2 separate regions of the Homo sapiens genome follow, and region 2 is linked to region 1. Evidence: chromatin loops called from intact Hi-C (ENCODE). Cell type or tissue: ascending aorta. All regions are shown on one strand.

Evidence for each region. Hi-C counts contacts between places; a loop is a spot of excess contacts. Peaks named below come from ENCODE experiments on the same cell type or tissue, not always from the same donor. Only the 100,000 strongest peaks of a DNase experiment are listed, where the experiment ranks them.
Region 2: it touches region 1 in a loop (2.0-fold over the local background); 3 of 110 quality-filtered maps call a loop at or near these places.

What each region holds. Positions count from the first base shown.
Region 1 is chr1:17,625,470-17,633,469 of GRCh38, forward strand. ARHGEF10L (Rho guanine nucleotide exchange factor 10 like) reads left to right here. Exons shown (of 29, transcript NM_018125.4): 14 at 487-579; 15 at 1,861-2,034; 16 at 6,852-6,997. Among named protein-coding and RNA genes, the nearest start is that of LINC02810, 88 kb to the right of the region's middle. RefSeq lists enhancers at 4,021-4,674, 4,675-5,326. In ascending aorta, a CTCF peak has its summit at 4,182 (motif pointing left); DNase peaks (open chromatin) are centred at 4,742 and 7,182; H3K4me3 peaks cover 1,405 bases; H3K27ac peaks cover 8,000 bases.
Region 2 is chr1:17,570,512-17,578,511 of GRCh38, forward strand. All of the region lies in intron 1 of ARHGEF10L (Rho guanine nucleotide exchange factor 10 like), which reads left to right. Among named protein-coding and RNA genes, the nearest start is that of ARHGEF10L, 35 kb to the left of the region's middle. RefSeq lists an enhancer at 11-527. In ascending aorta, a CTCF peak has its summit at 4,232 (motif pointing right); no DNase peak of the experiment used is centred here; H3K4me3 peaks cover 942 bases; H3K27ac peaks cover 8,000 bases.

The DNA.
Region 1 (8,000 bases):
AGTGGAGGCAGGTGGAGAAACTGTGGGATTGCAGCATATGGGGGCCAGGACCAGGTAACAGGTGTGTGGATGGAGTGGGGGATGGATGCAAGAGACAGGACAGAAGGTCCCCCTGTGCCCCGCCCCTTACCCTAGCCCAAATCTGTCTGCATTTAGTTTAAGTGGAGGGAATGGTTGCCTTGGCCACTTCTAGAAGTCTGACATCTTGAATAAATTGCTGAGTTTCCCAGTTATGCCTTTAGTTCAGAGACCTTAAGATGACTGCTTTAGTCTCCTGAGGGTGCGCGGCCATGCAGGGGCACTGGTGGGAGAGGGATCCCTGGCTGCAGAACCACGGACCTCTCTCAGCTCTTCTTGCAAGCCCAGGGATAGGCAGGGTCTTAGGGCCTGGGGAGAGGAGCCCAGAATGGGGACAGTGTCTGGACTCTGGGGCACTGGGCCCTCTCTGCAGGGGGTCAGCGAATGACGGAACCTTGTCTCCACCAGCGACGGCAGGTGTGCAGCCCAGACCGTGTCACCCTCTACGGGCTGATGGTCAAGCCCATCCAGAGGTTCCCACAGTTCATACTCCTGCTTCAGGTACTGCTCAGGATTCCAGCAGCTTCAACCCACAGGGTTTGCCTGTGGGCTGGGAGGTGCCTCCTGGGGTAGGAGGGAGGAGGTCTGGGCTCTTGTCCGTGATCCATAACCCACCCAACCTGCTGTGGGACTCTGGCCTCATCTTTCTCCACTTCTAGAGTGAAATTGATTGTAACTGACAGCTCAGTTTGCACGCCCCTCTGTGGGGGACGCTGAGGGACTGCTGGTGGCCTGAGTCTGGGTTGCAGGAAGGGAGTGAAGGCACAGGGAATCCCGGGACCCGCAGGGCTCCTGGCATGGAGGAGATGCTCAGTAAACATGCTGAGCTTGGCCATTTCAGATTCGAGCTTCAGAACAGGGGATTCCTAAGGGACATTAGCCCCACACAGGGTCCTGGAGAGCTTGGGACACTGTCCCAACCACTGAGGGTCCTTGGGCAGGGGCTGGCCCTCATCAGGGAGCTGAGAGGGTGGCTACCAGGCTGAGGGGTCCGGTGGCACATTGCTATCCACTCTCAGTGCTGCTGGCCTGTGGGAGTGGGCTCTTATGTAACCATACCATTTATCAATTGATCAGTGATTGATCTATAAGTTTATTTATTTACCATCATAACCATTTCTAAGTGCATTCACATTGTTCTGCAACCATCACCACCACCCATCCCAGAACTTTCTCATCATCCTGAACCGAAACTCTGCCCATTCAACAACTCCCGATTCTCCCTCCCCACAGCCTCCGGCAACCACCATTCTACCCTGTGTCTCTATGACTCTGACTGCTCTAGGAAAACACGTATACGTGGAATCATACAATGTTTTTCTTTTCGTGACTGGCTTGTTTTCCTTAACATGAGGTCTTCAAGATTCATCGTGTCCTAGCATGTGTCTGAATTTCCTTCCTTTTCAAGGCTGAATAATACGCCATTGTATGGAGAGACCACATTTTGTTTACGCGTTAGTCTGTCGACGGACATTTTTGCCTCCACATTTTGGCGACTGTGGCTAATGCTGCTATGAACATGGCTGGACAAATATCTGTTTGAGACCCCGCTTTCAGTTCATGTGGGTCTATTCCTAGAAAGATCCATGCTTTTGTTTTCTTTTTCATGCATTAGCTGTTTCTTGAGGTCTTGTTCTGCATCTGGTGCCATCTGTCCTGGCCTCAGGCCGGGCCCTTTGCAGACCCAGTGTGTGTAGGGGGTTGCGCAGGGTGAGGCTTTGCCCCAGGCTGGGGTAGAGTTGGTCATGGGTGGGCTGCTCAGTCTCTGCTCTGACCTGGCAGGACATGCTGAAGAACACCCCCAGGGGCCATCCGGACAGGCTGTCGCTGCAGCTGGCCCTCACAGAGCTGGAGACGCTGGCTGAGAAGCTGAACGAGCAGAAGCGGCTGGCTGACCAGGTGGCTGAGATCCAGCAGCTGACCAAGAGCGTCAGTGACCGCAGCAGCCTCAACAAGGTGAGCTGGGCCTCCCACCTGCCTGCCCTCACCTGCCTGCCCTCACCTGTGCTCCTGCCCGTGCCCCTGCCCCACGCCACCCACACTAGGTGGCAGTGTTCTCTGAGGGAGGGGAGGCCTTGCTCTTCCAAGGATGTGACCTTGGGGATTGGATCCTCAGCGGGACCCCCACGTTCATTCCTGTTCATGTTATTTTAAGATAAAAGTTCATTTTGTGCATCAGTGTGATTTCCAGTAAAGTCTCCAGAAATCAAAGCCTAGTTAAATGAACAGGCTCTGGAGAGTCAGAATCTGGGTTTAGATCCAGATTTTGCCATAGGTGCTTGCTGTGTGCCCTCAAGGGAATCACCCACCCTCTCTGAACCTCACTTGCTCCCTTTGAAATGAGGAGCATTTAATAGCACCGGAGCCCTAGGGCTGCTGCCGCAAAAGAGGGAGCTGGCAAAGTGGCTTCGTGATTGTCCTTAACACAAGAAGAAAGATGAAAAGTCCATGCCATGTTTTGGGGTTGCCGCTTAGGAACATGCTATTAAAAAAAAAAAAAGAAAATTGGGCTGGGCGTGGTAGCTCACGCCTGTAGTCCCAGCACTTTGGGAGGCTGAGGCAGGCAGATCACCTGAGGTCAGGAGTTCGAGACCAGCCTGGCCAACATGGTGAAACCTTGTCTCTACTAAAAATATAAAAATTAGCCAGGCATGGTGGCACACGCCTGTAATCCCGGAAGGCTGAGGAAGGAGAATCACTTGAATTCAGGAGGCAGAGGTTGCAGTGAACCGAGATTGTGCCACTGTACTCCAGCCTGGGTGACAGAGGGAGACTCTGTCTCTAAAGGAAAAAAACCAAACAAAACCAAAAGACTTGCAAATGAGTCTGTAGAGGAGCCTGTTTTTAAAGCACAAGGTCACCTCACAGAGTCACCTGTTGGTCACTGGAGTCCCTCTTCTTCCCTCTCAGCACATGACATGAACTGCCTGGCTCTGTGCTGGGGTCTCTGGGAGGTCCCACACCCCAGCCCCCCTGTTCACCTACTGGAGGGTAGGGGAGGGCTGGGATAGTTTAGGCTGGGGTGCCCAGGCCCTGGGCACATTGCAGGACTGTTCTTTGGAGAACGGATACTGTGTGAGGTCATAGGGAGAGGTTCAAATTTTCTGGGGAATAAACTGGGAGCCTCTTGGCTCTGTGGGGTCCTAGAAGCAGAACTAAGGCCTATGGCTGGCTGTTCCCAGGAGGGAGGTTTCAGCAGCACGGGGTAGACCTTTCTAAGAGTCCAGGAAGGAGTACCCAGAGGGAGAGTGGCCCTTTCCATGTGTGCTGCACTTTACAGTATAGAATGCTGTCTAACCTGCATCAGCATCTTTGCTTTCCACCCCATGCCTGTGAAGTGGGGCAGGGACAAGGCCTCCTGTAGGGTCCCCTGCAGTGCCAAGCTTCAGGCAACCCACATCTTAGGACTCTGTTGCTTCAGGCCAAATTCAGGTTGCAGGTTGTGTTGTGGCCCACACAGTATTTTATTCTATTTAATTTAATTTTATTTTGAGACAGGGCCTCATGCTGTTGCCCAGGCTGGAGTACAGTGGTACAATAACGGCTCACTGCAGCCTTGAGCTCCTGGGCTCAAGTGAGCCTCCTGCCTCAGCCTCTTGAGTAGCTGGGACTACAAGCACGAGCTACCACACCCAGCTAATTAATTTTTTTTTTTTTTTTGTAGAGATGGGGTCTCACTATGATGCCCAGGCTGGTCTCAAACTCCTGGGATCAAGTGATCCTCCTGCCTCAGCCTCCCAAAGTGTTGGGATCACAGGCATGAGCCACGGTGCCCGGCCCACACAGTAGTTTTAAGAACATGGCAGTAGTTGCCAACATTTAAAAATTGAGAGAGATCCTATAAAATTCAGACTTGTGGGTCTCCTGGGAGGGTAGGAAGAGCTGGCTCACCGACCCACCTTCCCACGTGGCACCAGCCCCCGAGTGGCAGCTGCCCACTTCCCCTTGGTTCCTACCCACCTTTCCCACTGATGTTACCTGCAAGCCCCTAAGGCATCTGAGTTTATTTTACCTGCTCCAGGAGGATTGGGCTGGGGAAGACGAGATGGGGAGGGGACAGCGCCCTCTCCTGGGGATGTCCCCATCCACGTGGCTCAGGTTGGGCATGAGGGGCAGGGTCACTCTCCACCCCCTGGTTCCAGGCAGGACTAACTCAGCCATCCCCCACACAAGCCTCGAGTTTGGAATGTCTCGGGAGAAAAAGCCTTCAGCCCCGCCATGACCACCCGTGCTGGCCTTTGCGCTCAGGAATCTTCTCCTCTCCCCACCTTCGGCTCCCTCTTCGGTGACCAAGAGGCTTTCTCTTGCTTTGCCTCATACACCTGTGCAGCCACAGTGGGGAGAGGCCTCTTGGGAGGAGGAAATAAATTCCGTAGTGGTTGGGAAGAGCCGTTCTGCCCTCTCCTGCTCTGTGAGGTGGGCCCTGGCTGGAGGTAAGGGAGACCTCTTTGATGCTGGGCAAAGGACTAGAGGCTCTAAGCTTCCATGTCTCCATTTGCTGGGTGAGGGTAGGTTGGACCATGTGAGATGTTAGGAAGAGTGTGGTGGAGGCCGCACCCTGGGCTTCCCCCTCCAGGGCCCTCCCTGGACAGTCCTGGCCAGTTCTGTGACCTGTTTAGTGATGTCCCTATCACCATCACCCAGGGAGAAGCAGAAACGAAACTGGGTGTAACCCGAAACGGAACCATGCCAGCTGTTTCAAAATAGCCTAGGCAGGAGCCTCCAGAGGGCCGTTTGTGCAATATCCTGGTTTTCTTTTTCTTTTTGTTGGTTTTCATCTGCCAAGGGGGCAGCGCTGACTGCCAGAGCCCACGGGACTTTCCTCTTCCAAGTTTTGGGTCATGGCACATTTGGCAGCCCTTGGGGCGGGGGGCCCTGCTGTCTTCAAGGTCCGAGTAGTGGTCTCTTGAGTTGGCGTTTGGTTTCCTTGTGGAAATAGTGAGGCGGAGCCTGGCCTTAGCAGCTGTGGGGGACCCCAAGTCCTCCTGCATGTTAGGAGCGGTGGGGCCTCCCCTGGCTCCTGTCACACTGTGCACTAGCTGCTCAATGCAGGGAATGGTGAACGTGGCCTGGCTCTGTCCTGTGCTGTCAATCAACAGTGGGTGGGTCTCAGCGAGTCACTTTACCCCTGGAATCTCAGTTTCCTCACCTGGGCAATGGGGATGGCCTCAAGGACCGCTGAGCTGATTCAATGAGATGTGGAATATTAAGAGCCATCCTCAGTGCCTGGCACACCCTGGGCATTTGGTCCCACTGGGACTTTTGGTTGTGTGCCGACTTGAGAGAGATGATGCTTTGGAGAACAACAGCATTCTCTCCCGAGGAGGCTCGGGGTGATCTGTCCTTTTCTCTCCTGGGGATGCCTGGGGGTGATCTGTGTTTTTCTCTCTGGGGAGGCTCAGGGTGTTCTGTCCTTTTCTCTCCTGGGGATGCTCGGGGTGATCTGTCCTTTTCTGTCCTGGGGATGCCCGGGGGTGATCTATCTTTTTCTCTCTGGGGAGGCTCAGAGTGATCTGTCCTTTTCTGTCCTGGGGTTGCCTGGGGGTGATCTGTCTTTTTCTCTTTGGGGAGGCTCAGGGTGATCTGTCCTTTTATGTCCCGGGGAGGCTCGGGGTGATCTGTCCTTTTCCCAGACAGGATGGGGAAGGAAGGGGAGAGTAATGGTTGTCGTCAGAGTCACGGGTTTTGGGAATGAATTTTGCTGAATATCCTCCCTCCCTCCCAGAAAAAAATCCCCTTTAGAAAAAAGACGTTTTCCCAGGGTGTCCCTGGATGGGTTGGTGGCCCTGACACTAGCAGGGGGGGTCTTGACATCCAGCCTGAGGTTGGCAAATGCCTGCTTGGATGCCTGGGGTGTGAAAGTCTTTGTCCTCAGAGGGTGGTGTTATTGACTGGCAGGTCTGTTCCAACTCTGTCATGAGGCCACCTAAGAGGCGAGACAGGCCAAGGCTTTCAACAGGTTGGGGTGCAGGATGGGGTCCCCTGCACAAGGCCACGCCTGCTCCACTGTGAAGACCATCACAGACAGTAGTTGTCTATGGAGCACACATACAGGGCCGGCCTCTCAGGCCATGACCTGTGTCATCACACGTGACCCGTGTCATCACACGTGACCTGTGCCATCACACATGACCTGTGCCATCATACATGGCTGGTGCCCAGAAGGGCCCCATGCTTGCTTTCATGTTCTGCCATGGTCATCTTGAAATTCATAGTCACTTTGAACAAGAGCCTGTGTTTTCGTTTTGCACTGGACCGCAAGAGTCATGTAGCCAGACCCGGTCACATGTTCATTACCTTGTGTGATCTGAGCAGTAGAGGTATCTGCCCCCACTTGGTAGCTGAGTAAACTAAGGCTTGGACATGTGAAGTGACCTGCCCAAGGGCTTCACAGCAGGAGTGGGGATGGGGGCAGAGCCACCTCTGTAACTCCAGAGCTGTGTCCTTGGCAGTGGCAATCAGGCAGAATCCCTACAGAGAGGGGCTGGCAATGGCTGGCTCACCTGAGAAGGGGGCACTGGCTGCTGGGCCCACACGGGTGCTGGTGAATGCTCAGTCTCCCCATGGCCTCCGAGAGGAGGCCCCGATGTGTGGTCCTCTGGTCTTCCTCCCCAGTGCATCTTGTCACCCAGGGATGGAGGGAGTGGCTTCATCTCCTCCACCTCTCCCAGCCTCAGTCTCCCTTTCTGCACCATGGGAGGATTCTGGGTCTCCGGCGCGGTAAAGCCGCCGGGCCGCGATGCTGATGCTGACCTTCCCTGCCCCTCCTCCAGCTGTTGACCTCAGGCCAGCGGCAGCTGCTCCTGTGTGAGACGTTGACGGAGACCGTGTACGGTGACCGCGGGCAGCTAATTAAGTCCAAGGAGCGTCGGGTCTTCCTGCTCAACGACATGCTTGTCTGTGCCAACATCAACTTCAAGTAAGTGGGCCTGGGTTGGAGGGGGCAATCACCCCTCCCTGGAGACCCCATCCCGCCCTACTCCAGTCTCTTGGCCGGCCGCACTACAGTGGGACCCCATGTGAGCTTGGTTTAGGCTTCCAATATTCCTCTCCCATCCCTCTTGCCCTGCTCTGCCACTGGTCCCCAACGCTGGGAAGTACCTGGAGCAGTCATCGGGGGCAGCCCTCAGCCTCGGGCACACAGCTGTCCATGGTACAGAGTTGTTTGTTTTGGAACTCTGCAGTTGGTGACTAAACAGTGGTTTTGTCCACATTGAAATTCAAGAGATTCTTCCTTGTGTCTACCCCAGATCCCTGCGGCTTTAACTCAAATCTGTTTTGCTCTGGCCAGATTGCAGAATTTCTCAGTGTGAGCCTTTGCCTTTCCCCCACAGACCGGAGCATCATCATCGGCCCAGAGGAGCCTGGTTTGCTGGTTCTGGGCCGGGGATTGTGGAAATGCCCAAAGCCCGGCTGCTGGGCTGTGCCTGGGAGCCGGAGCCCTGGTGTGGGGTGAGGGTGAGGCTTTAGGCCAGAGCCTGAAGATGTGGCCCATCAGTTGCTTTAGGCTCCTGGGTATCTTATGTTTTACTAACACAGGGAGCCCACACCATGGGTGAGACATAGGAGAGATCTGACATTCTGGGGCCTGGCTGCCTGAGGCCACGTGGGCCTGGCACTGGGGCTTGGGCCCTGCCATTCTCCAGCCTTTCTGCTTTGCCCAGCTCACCTGCTCGCATCCCCTGCTTGGTCCTGCAGGGGACCCTGTATCAAATACTCCCTGAGAACTTCAGCTGTGGTTTTTCTAGCCAGGCTCTTAGGAGAACCTCTGCTCTCAATATTTGACAAGACTTTATTTTATTTTATTATTTTTTGAGATGGAATCTTGCTCTGTCTCCCAGGCTGGAGTGCAATGGCATGATCTCGGTTCACTGCAACCTCTGCCTCCTGGGTTTAAGTGATTCTTCTGCCTCAGCCTCCCG
Region 2 (8,000 bases), 55 kb before region 1:
GTGGAGAGAGGTAGGACATGAAGTCGGGGGGGTTGTGGGGGCTCTGACACGTGGGGCCTCAGAGATCAAGATGAGGGCTTGGGTCTTCCTTAAATGAGGTGAGAAAACATTCCAGGCTCTGAGCGGAGGATGAACTTGGCCGCTGTGCTGAGAACAACATGTCAGGGCAGGGGTAGAGGTGAGAGCAGAGGGACTGGTCAGGAGGCGTTTTGAATAGCCCAGGTGAGAGATGATGGTGGTTTGGGCCATGGTGGTACTGTGGAGGGGGTGAGATGCGCTCGGATTCTGGGCGTATGTTGAAGGTAGAGCCAGCAGGTTTGCTGAAGGGTGGGCCCTGGGTGTGAGACAGAGGTGTCAAGGATGACTCCAAGGTTTTGGCCTTAGCAGCTGGTGGGATGGTGCTAGCAAGCGGGATGGGAAGACTGGGAGGAGCAGGGTTCTTTGTTCTGGCAGCATGGTGATCAGGAGGTGGGTATGGGCACGTTAAGGCTGAGATGCCCGATCAATCACTGAGTGAAGACACAGAGCAGGCAGAGGGGCAGAGCCTGGAGTTCAAGGGCAGGACAGGCTGGAGGCATCACTATGGCCATGGCTTAGGACCCACGAAGTGAGCCAGGTGACCCAGGTGGCCCAGGGAGGAGCCGCGGTGTAGCCTGAACCTGGGAACTGCCAACCTGGAGGGAGGAAGGAGGAGCGGAGGAAGGGGAGCTGGAGCGAGACGTGAAAGAAGGGAGCAGCTGGCAGGTCAGGCAGAATGGGGACCGAGATGCTCCTCTCTCCCCATCCTGGTCCATCAGAACCGGTGTAGTGGAGGCCGCAGGTGACCTCGTGAGCTGGCTGGCAAAGCGGTGGGCACACACTTGGTTGGGAATAGGTAGCTCAGCACAGAATAGGAGACAGGGACAGGAGACGGAGCATGGGCACTCCTCGGGGAAGTCTTGTAAAGGGGAGCAGAGAAATGGGGTAGTGGGTGGAGAGGGTATGGGATCAGATGAGCAGTAATGCAGCGTATTTATTCATTTATTTATTATGACTTTTTTGAGATGGAGTCTTGTTCTGTCACCCCAGCTGGAGTGCAGTAGTGCGATCTTGGCTCACTGCAACCTCTGCCTCCTGGGTTCAAGTGATTCTCCTGCCTCAGCCTCCCGAGTAACTGGGATTACAGGTGCCCGTCACCACTCCCGGCTAATTTTTGTATTTTTAGTAGAGATAGGGTTTCACCACCTTGACCAGGCTGGTCTTGGACCTCTGAGCTCAAGTGATCCACCAGCCTTGGCCTCCCAAAGTGCTGGGATTATAGGCATGAACCACCATGTCTGGCCACATATTTCTATTTGCTGGGAAGGATCCAGTAGAGAGGAGCTGCGTCTCTTGGTGGCCTCGGCTTCTACCCTAGAAAGACGTCCTTGTACCATGCAAAAGACTCCTCCCTTCCCTCCTTACCCCATCTCATTTCTGGCATCAGCTCAGAGGCCAGTTTGGGGGGGCTCCTCCAGTTGCCCATCTGCAGACCTGTGGACCAGTGATGGGATGGGCAGGGGACCCCTGCAGGTAATTCCGCTCAGAAAGGCAGGGGCCATGGATGGGCAGCAATTCTGAGATCCAGCTGTGCGCAACCATCTCCCTGACCCAGCCCGAATTCTTTGCTTGCGGGGGTCAGTCCACCCGATGTGGGAGGGTGCGGCCTGGGAGAGACCACCAGGGCACCGGCAGAGGAGAACGCCTTGTACTGGGTCCATTTTGGGAGCCCGGGACGCCCTCCTCAGCCCCCTGCTCCATGGGGCCTTGTGGGAATATCAGGGTAGAAAACTCTGCAGGCATGGAGAGTTTAGCTGTGGGTTAGCTCCCACCTGTGACCGATGGAGAGCGTGGTGCGGGCCCCTTCCTGCTGTCCCTCTGTTGTGCTTTAGGTGAGTTCCTGCCCAGGGCTGGGCCAAGTTTATTACCTTACTTCTTCCTCATCTGAACTGGAGAGAGCCTCACCTCCTTGCACACTCCCCCCTTTTACTTACAAAGCTAAGTGAGTCTAAGAAGCCTAAGCCAGTGGTGGAGCCAGGATCAGAACACGCCTGATCCCCTAGCCCCTGCCCTGGCTCTGATCTGGAAGTGGGGCACTGTGCCCTCCCCTGCCTTGGGTATGTACCCGCTGGCCTCCTGTGGCTGCTGCCTGAGGACAGGAACCCGGAACTCTCTTTTGTTTCTTTGTCCCCAGTGCCAAGCTGGGGCCTGGCAGGCAGTAGGTGCGCAGTGAGAAGTTGGCTGAGTGGGGAAGGATGAGTGGCTTACTTTGTGAAAGGTGGAGGAGGTGAGCCTGACCCCTGGAGGTGAGGAGGGTGAACTGGGGTCACAGATTCCCCAAAGGTTGTACCTCAGCTTGGCCCCCTGGAGGCTTTAGTTCAGCCCTGAGGTGTAGCAGGAGCAACGCTGCCCCTCCCTTTGGCTCCACCCTGATGCCTGGGGAGTGGTAGACACCCCTGTGTGTGCCCCCAAATCCTACTGTTTCCCTTGGCAGTGCCCCTCCGTGAGCTCCAGCTCTTTCCTGCCATTCTTCCGTCTGTACACCTGCTGGGTTGCAGGGACGCACATGGACCTCCCTTTCCCTGCCTGCCTCATCCTCCTGGGGGGCTTTGGGTAGGTCCCTTCCCATCTGAGCCTCAGCTTCCCTGTGTCTAAAAAGGAGGTGAGGAAACCCACCTCTCAGGCTGCCTGCAGCCTAAACACACTCTCATGCTAAGTGGCGAGGGCCCAGCAGCGAGGACGCCCAGCAGCTGGGAGGCGGGCATCCCTGTTGTAGGTGGGGAAGCTGAGGCTCTGATGGGCGAGTTGATGGCACACAGTATGTGTCATGCCAGCTGCTGTCCCCTCTCTGGCTTCCAGGTGGGAGCCACGGTGCCCCATCACAGGGACACCCCTGATGTGGGGCTGAGGGTCTGGGGTTCTCTGGAGAAGAGGGGGGTCAGTTCAGCTGATGGCAGGTGGCTTCCTCCGGCACTTCAGCTTCTTCACTCCTTCTGCTGGGCTGGATCGCCGGGGACAAAGGGGTTAATGTGTCTGGGGGCTGGGAGGGAAGGAGGAAGAGCAGGAGGAGGAGGTAGAGGAGGGGGGCTGGAGATAGAGTCTGGGGCCGCCCCCCTCCCACGCTGTCCAGCCACTTCTCCAGGCTGGCTCTGGTTTCCCAGGCAACAGCCCCCAGGGGTCCCCTCTGGCCTGGCCTCAGGGTCGGCTCCTTCCCACAGAGACCTACTCCCAGGGCCCCCTCCCCAGTGCTCCCCACTCTTCCTGCCTGCAGATCCTCACCAGGGGCTCCCTAGGAGGTCAGTGCGGGAGGGTGGGTGCCACCGACTCTGGGCTCAGGACAGAGTCTCCATTGTCTGAGGCTCCAGCCATTGACCAAACTTGGCCCCTGCCCCAGTGAGGCAGGCCCCCTTCTCAGAGCTCCCCTCCCCCTCCCTGGTGAAGAGGAAAGGAAGTTGGAGCCGCCCCCACCTCGGGAAGCCCTTTGAGTGTCCATCAGGTCGGTGAGGGAGGAGCTGGGGTGTGTGGTCCCTTGCCAGATTCTGCAGCTCTGGCACCTGCAGGGTTGAGGAGGGTCTGGGAGGACGCTCCCTGACCCACCCACTCCCCTACTCCCCCTTCCACCCTGGGCCTGGGACCAGGCTGAGGGTCCTGCCCTCTTGCTCCCAGGGGCTCCGTAGCTGTGTGGCCTTGGGGATGCCCCTCAGTCTCTGTCAGCCTCATTTTCCTCATCTGCTATGGGAATCAAATGAGATGCAAACTAAAATGTTCAGTATGGGGCCCGGTGCAGACAGTGCTCGGAGGTGTCAGCTATTGTCATTTCAAATTTTGTGATCTCAGGCCTGGTGTTCCGGTGGAATACGTTTGTCTTGGACTTAGTTTAGCAGTCTGTAAAATGAGAAAATGCTGTTGGTCCTCAGGGACTGGCAGGAACCGTGGGAAGGAAACTGACATTCATTACAAACCTACCAGTGTTGTCCAATGTCATCTTATTTACACCTGCACCTGACAGGTAAGCACAGGAGGCGCAGAGGGCTGCCTGCTTCGGAGTGGGGCTGCTGGAGAGCAGAGGATGAGTGTTGTCTGGGCTGGCTTCATACCAAGGCCGGGTTCCTGTCCACACACCTCATCCTTCTCTTCTGCCTGCGCCCCTCCTGCTATAGCTCTGCCTGTGTTTTCTTGAAGGCAGCTCCTCTCTCCCCATCCCGGACTCTCCACCAGGTGGCCCTTTGCGCTGAGAAGAGCTGTGGGCATCTTGCTGCCCTGCGTGGGGGAGCCGTGGGCCCTCTTCTCTGTCAGGAGACCCCGCCCCACTTCCTGTTCCAGCTCCATTGTGTGGTTTGCATCCCCTTCTCTTCCTTCCGGGCCCCGGGCTTTCAGGACAGGCAGAGGACACCAGGAGGGCTTGTACCTCACCTTCCATCTGTTCTCCCCTCCTCTGGGCCGAAGCCCCACACAAGCAGCTCCCCAGGTCCAGGGATGTCCCAGCCTCATGGGTTCCTGGTCTGTGCCCTTTGGTTCCATGCTGGGTGGGTCCCAAGCAGGGGAAGGTCTCAGCTGTTGTCTAGTGTGTACCCCGGGCCAGACCCAGTGCTACCCATGCTGAGATGGAAAGAAGCCCAGTGCCCCCAGAGAGGTCACAGGCTCTTGGGGAGGGCAACAGTTATAATGGGGCTGTGTCTGCAGGCATGTACCTGTCCCAGCACCACCCATGCTCTTTGAAAACAGCCTGTTGGCCCCCTATCAGCTGCACCTCTGAGCCACTGAATCAGAATCTCTGGGTGTGGGCCTGGGACATAAATATTTTTAAAAAGCTTCACAACTGGAAACCACTGTGTGAAATGGGTCTAAGGAAGCTTTGCAGAGGAGAAATGGGGTCTGGTTTTGATGACTGAACAGGAATTTGCTTGCTGGTTGTGAGAGAGAATTCCATGTGGAGGGAACAGACAGCTTAAGCAAAGGCCTGGAGATGTCAAACAGGTCAGGTGGCATGGTCATGGGGCTGAAAGCCATTCGTGAGAGCCAGAGCAGAGTTCCAGGCCAGGCCCGGAGCCGATGAGATCCGAGAGGTCGGTGGAGGGGGCGAATCTTGGAGGGCCTTGCTTAGGACCCAGGCTCCATTCTGACAGTGATGGGGAAGGGTTTGAAGCAATAAGGTGATGTGACAGGTGTGTTTGCGGAGTGTCTCTGTGGCAGCGGAGGTGGCAGGTGGGTTGGCCTAGCGTGTGTCTAATGAGAGTTGAAAGCCAGAGAGACCTCTCAGAGAACACAGGTACGTGGAGGAGTTCTGGTCCTGACCAGCCCAAGCACCTGGTCTTTCCCCCCATTCCCCACCTTCTTTCTGCTTCAGGAGGTGGGCCCTGCAGAGGGCCTCTGAGGCCAGAGCTTGACAAGCGTGCTTGGGCCAGAACCGATTCCTTGCTTCTCTCTGGGCAGGGCTGGGTGGCCGCTGCCCAGCTCATCCCAGCAGTCCAGCTGCTGCTTCCCCCGCTTCTGCCTGGACCTTGTTAGAGAAAGAGGCCGGCCTTTCCTGTCCTCAAGGCACGACTTGCGCAGCCTTCCAGACTTTCAGGGCCCCCAAGTGTTTTCTTCCTCCAGGCCTCATTCAGGTGGAAGAGGGATGGGGCAGCTTGATGTGTGAGGGGTGGGAGATGGTCTTGGGGGGCCCGGGGTGGGACAGGGGCAGGCAGGAGGAGGGTTTCCTAGTGGGGCCTCTGGGCAGATGGACTTTGAACCCTAGTGGGAGGGGAACTAATAAGCACTGACTAAATTAGCCAAGCCAGGAAGACACCTGCTGTGATGAGCTGGGCAGCTGAGGGCAGAGGGAGGTGCCAATGCCGGGCTGCTCTGGGTGGTCCCGTCGCTGAGCCTAACCTGCTCCGGGCCTCTGGTGGGCACACCCCATAGCCGGGAGCTGGGGCCTCCCCTCTTCCTCCCTTGTCTGAGCACTGCCTCCTCCTCAGCCATTCCACGCAGTAGCAGGAAGGGGAACTGTTCAGTGTCCGCCTGTTCCTTGGGTTTGGTGGTCATTGTTAAAAAGGTGACCTCCAAGAGAAAACAATCTCCTATAACCCCACCACCCAAGCATAGCCTGGATAGGGTCCCCATGGTAACAGAGGCCCCTGTCTACCCAGAGCTTACTCCGTGCAGGGCATGGAGCGTAGAATTCATCACACCCACTGCTGGGTCCTCATTTCATCAGCACAGGACGCTCAGGAAGCAGGTGCTGGTCTTACTCCCACCGCCCCAGTGAGAAAGGAATTCACTGCTGCTGTGGCAAGTGGCAGAGCTGGGATTTGAACCTGAATCATCCCGGCACCAAATCCTATCCTCTAAACGTGGCCTTCGGTGTCACCGCCTGGAGAGTCACCGTGCTGTGGGCAGTGCCCTCCTCCTTTGGACTCAGTTTCCACATCTGTAAAGCAAGAGCAACACTGCCCTCTTGGAGCTACTTTCTGGTTCTGACATGCCATGCTTTTGTATTAGTTCTCTTTTTAAAGATGAGAATGGTTATTGTTTATTTATTTATTTATTTTTGAGACAGTCTTGCTCTGTCGCCTAGGCTGGAGTGGCAGTGGTGTGATCTTGGCTCACTGCAACATCCACCTCCCAGGTTCAAGTGATTCTCCTGCTTCAGCTTCTCGAGTAGCTGGGACTACAGGCATGTGCCACCACGGCTGGCTAATTTTTTGTATTTTTAGTAGAGATGGGGTTTCACCATGTTGGCCAGGCTGGTTTCGAACTCCTGACCTCAAGTGATCTGCCTGCCCCGGCCTCCCAAAGTGCTGGGATTACAGGCATGAGCCACCATGACTGGCCTGAAGTGGGTACTTTTTAATCCCCATTTTGCAGATGAGTAAACTGAGGCCCAGAGATAGGATTAACTCATCCAAGGTCTCATAGCTGCTGAGTGGAACCCAGGTGGTATTGGGGAACCTGAACTCTTTTCTAACCCCGTGAGGATCTGTGGTGGTGGCAGGGGGCTGCTGTGAGCCATCCCCACTCCCTTGTCCACATCCTTCTGAGACTAACAGCCTGTGTGTGCAAAATGGTGGCCACAGGCCTATGGGTATGGGCAGGGCTTGCTGGGCTGCGTCCTCGTCCCGACACTTCAGAGCCCCGCATTAGCCTGTAGCAAACACCTTCCAGATTCCAGCCCCAAAGGCTAGGGAGGCAGTGCGATCAGAGGATTGAGATTAGGCTTTAGGGTCAGTGCTCACTGGCTGGAATCCTAGTGTGGTCACCTTGTCCTCTTGCTTCTGTGACCTGGGGCAAATATTTGCTTCTCTGAGCCTCTGTTTCCTCATCCGTAAGCTGGGGTGTTACGAGAATTAGATAGAATAATGCTAATAAAGTGTCAGGCTCCATACATGTTGGTGTCTCTCTTCCTTTCTAGGGAAAGCCTTGGGCTTTGGAGGGGAGGGCAGGAATCAGTCCCAAAGGGTGAAGAAAGGGGAGGACATTGGACTTTCTGCCCTGGAAGGGAAGGATCCTGGGTTTTGGCCCCAGGGTAGAGTAGCAGCCTCTTTCTGTATCATCATCAAATTGTATTTAAGGAGCAATTTGGACAGGAGGCTGGGCAAAGTGCCTCCCTTTTTCCTTCTGTAAAATGGGTATAGGTCTTTCTGCTGCTTCCCTCCTGGAACTCTTGGGGCAGCAGAGCCCTCAGAGAAAGGCTGAGCAGACCTCAGAGGTTTTGAATGAGCCCACTGGGAGGGGGCCCTGTAGCAGGAGTGCCGTGCAGCTACAGGTTTGTTTTCCAAAATCCTTTGCTGAAGTAAAAGTTTAGTCCTGAGAGTTTTCAGCGTGGGTCTAAAAGGCACAGTCACACGCTTAGCAGAGAGTAACTGGTATCATCAGTCACAGTGAGAAATGCAGGCAGGTGTCAGGGTTCACATCTGTGATCCCAGCACTTGTTGAGGTCAACAAGGGAGGATGGCTTGAGCCCAGGAGTTTGGGACCAGCCTGGGCAACAGAGTAAGACC